2 separate regions of the Homo sapiens genome follow, and region 2 is linked to region 1. The links are chromatin loops, found by intact Hi-C in ENCODE. Cell type or tissue: tibial artery. All regions are shown on one strand.

The links. Peaks named below come from ENCODE experiments on the same cell type or tissue, not always from the same donor. Only the 100,000 strongest peaks of a DNase experiment are listed, where the experiment ranks them.
Region 2: a loop joins it to region 1, with 5 times the contacts of the local background. A loop is called at or near these places in 4 of 110 quality-filtered maps.

What each region holds. Positions count from the first base shown.
Region 1 is chr1:26,991,003-26,993,502 of GRCh38, forward strand. No RefSeq gene overlaps it. Among named protein-coding and RNA genes, the nearest start is that of TRNP1, 1.4 kb to the right of the region's middle. RefSeq lists enhancers at 1,548-2,049, 2,050-2,500, 2,303-2,462. In tibial artery, no CTCF peak of the experiment used is centred here; no DNase peak of the experiment used is centred here; H3K4me3 peaks cover 405 bases; H3K27me3 peaks cover 1,720 bases.
Region 2 is chr1:27,283,902-27,286,401 of GRCh38, forward strand. The region is part of intron 5 of WDTC1 (WD and tetratricopeptide repeats 1); the gene reads left to right. Among named protein-coding and RNA genes, the nearest start is that of TMEM222, 37 kb to the right of the region's middle. RefSeq lists a silencer at 884-963. In tibial artery, a CTCF peak has its summit at 962 (motif pointing left); no DNase peak of the experiment used is centred here.

The DNA of each region.
Region 1 (2,500 bases):
TAAATTACTTGCCCAAGGTCACCCAGATGGGCAGTGTGTGTTGGTTTTCAACCCGGGTCTGACTGGTTCTCTGGATCTGGCCAGTGGTTGGGGGTGGAGATAAGTCCTAGTCTTCTTCCCCTGAATCAGTCCTTGAGGAGTTGGGAGCAGTGATCTGCCTCATGAAGGCAAAACACCTGTCCATCTCCCCACCACCATGGCAATGAGGGGCTTCTGCCCTGAGAAAGACCTATGATTGCATGACACAAAAGAGACTGTTCAAAGGGACACCATCATTCAGCAGGGCAAGCCTCCTTGCTGGGGGCAACCTGGTAGCTCCTGAGCCTCCCTCATCTTCACTGAGCCCCTCCAACTCTCTGAGTTCCCATGCCCCTCACTGAACCTCCCTTCCCCCATGGCGAGCCTCCGCCAGCACCTTTGCACACACTCAGCCCCTTCCCCCTACTGAGCCCCAGCACAGTCACTGAACAGCTCTTCTTCCCCTCTGACTGAGTCATCCTCCCAAGCCCTCCCCTTCCCCTCACTGAGTCTCCACCACCCCTGGTCACTGGGCACCCTGCTTCTGACCTCCTCCCTCCCCCAACCCCTCCACCCTTCCTCTTCACTGAGCCTGGCGCCTCTCACCCACCCGCCTTCCTCTCCCAGCCGCTTCTGAGCTGCCTCTTTGGAGCCCAACTGTCTCGCCCACGAGTCCCCATCACTCAGTCTCACTCACTCTAAGACACCTGAAAGCAGTTAGAGAACATGTGTTCATGGGGGGAGGATGAGGCTCTATCATCATCCTGCACATCATGCAAGCACGCCATCTGCCTCCTCTTCAGGCTTCAGCAGTCACACTGGCCATACCTTCCGCAGGTCCTCCTGAGCCCAGGGTCTGCTGCAGTCCTTCCCAATCGGGTTCAGAGCTGGTTTCTGGACCCCTGGCCCTTGCCCCCACCCACCACAGAGACCTCCCATCTCTGATGCCACCTTCAAGTAGATGGAAACTGAGGCAGGCCCATGGTGTCTGAGCCAGTGTTTGGTATGGCAGGGTCATTTCTGTTGGGGGAAAAGTGGGCAGGGTTCCATTCTATCATTTTGTCAGGGCCAGATGAGAAGTGTCAGATAAAGTCCCACATAAAGAACGTCCCTCCACCAAGAGGACTAGACCCAGGTATCTGAGCCCCCAGAGGGCATGAATGGCTGAGCTCGTGCATTTCTGTCCAGATTCAAAAATCTGGATTCAGCCACCAGTCGTCAATAAGACATTGGGCAAAGCACTACTGCCCTTCAGGGTCTCAGTTTCCCCTTCTTTATTTTTTATTTTTATTTATTTTTTGAGACTGAGTCTTGCTCTGTCGCCCAGGCTGGAGTACAGTGGCACAATCTCTGCTCACTGCAACCTCTGCCTCCCGAATTCAAGCGATTCTCCTCCCTCAGCCTGCTGAGTAGCTGGAACTACAGAGGTGCGCCACCACACCTGGCTAATTTTTTTGTATTTTCAGTAGAGACAGGGGTTTCACCATGTTGGCCAGGCTGGTCTAGAACTCCTGACCTTAGGTGATCCACCCACCTCGGGCTCGCAAAGTGGTGGCGGAGCCACCGCGCCCCGCCAGTCAGTTCCCCGCCCCCGCACACCCCCCTTCCCCCTTCCCGCCCCCGGCTTTTTTTTTTTTTTTTTTTTGAGACGGAGTCTTGCTCTGTCGCCCAGGCTGGAGTTCAATGGCGCGATCTTGGCTCACTGTAGCCTCCGCCTCCCAGGTTCAAGCGATTCTCCTGCCTCAGCCTACCGAGTAGTTGGGATTACAGGCGCCTACCACGACGACCGGCTAATTTTTTTCTATTTTTAGTAAAGATGGGGTTTCGCCATGTTGCTCAGGCTGGTCTTGAACTCCTGGCCTCAGGTGATCCGACCGCCTTGACCTCCCAAAGTGCTGGGATTACAGGCGTGAGCCACCGCGCCCGGCCAGTTTCCCCCTCTTTAAAATGTGTAGGAACACCGGCTGGGAGGAGTAAACACGAGCCGGGGCAGGGAAAGAACTTTGCACACCGTGGGGTCCGGGGCTCCTCTGTGATGCCACCAAGGTTTGCAGGCTCAGCGGCAGCGCTGAGGTATTTGTTCTGCGAATAAAGCGCTCTACCTATCGTGGAATCAGTCCAGCTAGATCCCCGTCCCACCAGGACGGCAGTCGCCCCTCTGCGTTAACCCTTCCACTGCCCTAGTGAGGTGGGAAAGGGGGTCCTTGAGAGCCCTATGGCCCAGGAGAGACCGGGCAGAACTGATTCGGCCAAGGGCAGCATGAGGTGTGGGAGGAGCACGGCACAAGGAGTCAAGCCTCCTGCGTTCTAGCCCAGGCTCTCTTCGCACAGAGGCCTTAGGCAAGACCCTCCCCCGGATGGAGACCGGATTCCGTGAATTTCTAAACACCAGCTACCAGAGCTTATGACTCTGAGGGGCCAAACCAGGGAAGATGAGGCTCCCTTTGCACCCAAAATTTGGGGAGAGGCGAAAGGGGACCGG
Region 2 (2,500 bases), 290 kb after region 1:
ATGTGACAGTTCAATGAGATAATTGATAAAAATAAAGTCTGTGCCCAGTGCTTTTTATCTGTTCTACCCCTTCATAGGAAATGAATATTTTGATTTGTTGGAGGAGGGGAGTTGAGCGGAGGAGAGGTGAGAAGGGGACTTACAAGTGTCTTCAGACCTTTGAAGCTCTGTTGAAGCCCTGGAAATGACATGAGACATGTTTTTTTGTTGTGGAAAACAGACCTAGGACTAGTGGCTGTAAGTCCACAGAATTAAATGTGGGCCTGAGGAAAGAAAGAACTGTCTAATGCTTAGAGCTCTTTGAAAAATGTAGAATGGGCCCCTGGAGGAGATGAGTAAATGTCCTATCCCTGCACTTGTCCACTCGCCAGGTGCTTTATCTCCAAGATTTAAAGTTGGAAGAAATGGCCTGCAAGGAAGGGCCTTTCCAGCTCTGAGATTCTATAATGGATAGATGTGAGAATGAAGTTGTCCTTCGGAAACCCTCACTATTCTAAGAAATATTTTCGTAATTAATATCAAGAGGAATTACAAGATACCTGAACAAGATGATAGCTCCAAACCTACTTGTTTTCCTAAACCCTTTTTTCTTCTCAAGCTATGATTCTCGCCTTTAGAGACAGAACAATGATGATTTACCTCTTATATGACTAACGGAAACTGCTTTCTTCCCCTGCAAAGAGTTTAGGTCCAATTTTAGTCTGCACAGTCAGGCCTGGGGAAGGGGACCTAAGCCATTAGTTTAGCATCAGAGCACAAGACATTGATTTCTAACACCAGAATTTCATAATGGTCTTGATACTCCCTAACGGTAAGACCTTGGGAACGGCACTTACATGCAGACTGTCAGCCTCCTCTTCTATTTAAAAAAAAAAAAACAACCTGAAAAGGATTCTTCTTTCTTTAGGTAGTGGAAACACTGCAGATGTATATGTATTTAACTCATGCGCTCCCCCTGGTGGTGACTATGGTGTGTGATGCGTGTGGCAGCAGCCACAAGATCATGACAAGGGCTCCCCAGTTTATTTCTGCTGTGCATTGAGTGTATGCCGTCTCTAGACAGGATTAAAGACTACTGGTTGTCCCTAAAATAATTAAATCATGTCTATTTCATCTAGACCTTGGTCTTTTTTTTTTTTTTTTTTTTTTGAGGGTGAGTCTTACTCTGAATGTCGCCCAGGCTGGAGTGCAGTTGGCACAATCTTGGCTCACTGCAACCTCCGCCTCTGGGTTCAAGCGATTCTTGTGCCTCAGCCTCCTAAGTAGCTGGGATTACAGGTGTGCACCACCACACCTGGCAGATTTTTGTATTTTTAGTAGAGATAGGGTTTCACCATGTTGGCCAGGCCAGTTTCGAACTCCTGACCTCAGGTTATCCACCCACCTAAGCCTCCCAAAGTGTTGGGATTACAGGCATGAGCCACAGTGCCTGGCTAGACCTTGTTCTAATGGCCCTTAGAGAAGCCTATGTGGAAAGAGTGAATTGTTGTTCTTTGTGAACATTTAAAGTCAAGTGGGACATCAGCTGTTTCAGTGTAGGACATTGCCCCTCCCCCAACACTACCACTCAGCCTTGTTGTGGGTAGGGAGGAACTTTTCAATTTTAAAAAAAAGATATTTCAATTTTTTGAACTCACACGAGAATTCAACACCACTCCCAAATATTTTTTATCCTCAAAGTTATGTGATAGAACTACATACTTTCTTTCTTGTTTCTTTTCTTTTTTTTTTTTTGAGACAGAGTCTCGCTCTTGTTGCCCAGGCTGGAGTACAGTGGCAAGATCTCGGCTCACCGCTGCCTCAGCCTCCCGAGTAGCTGGGACTACAGGCATACACCACCACACCCGGCTAATTTTTTGTATTTTTAGTAGAGACAGGGTTTCTCCATGTTGGTAAGGCTGATCTTGAATTCCCGACCTCAGGTGATCCACCTGCCTCCGCCTCCCAAAGTGCTGGGATTACAGGTGCGAGCCACAGCGCCCAGCCCAGAACTGCATACTTTCTTTTTTCATTATTTGAAGCTATGGTTGCAGCTGTTTTTTTCTTATCAGATGTCATCTGGAGTATTTTGTTCTTGCCTTTATCAGGATGGTGGTTTTTTTTTTTTTTTTTTTTTTTGAGATGGAGTCTTGTTTGCTCTGTCACCCATGCTGGAGTGCAGTGATGCCATCTCAGCTCACTGCAACCTCCACCTCCCGGCTTCAAGTGATTCTCCTGCTTCAACCTTCCGAGCAGCTGGGATTACAGGTGCACACCACCACATCCGGCTAATTTTTTTTGTAGTAAAGACGGGGTTTCACCATGTTGGCCAGGGTGGTCTCAAACTCCTGACCTCAGGTAATCCGCCTACCTCGGCCCCCCAAAGTGTTGGGATTACAGGTGTGAGCCACGGCACCTGGCCGGTTTTTTTTGTTTTTTTTTTTAATAAATACTGCATAGAGATGTATCCTCTTGATGCTCAGCCCTTCCCTATTGTCCAACATTTGAGCTGTTTCCAATA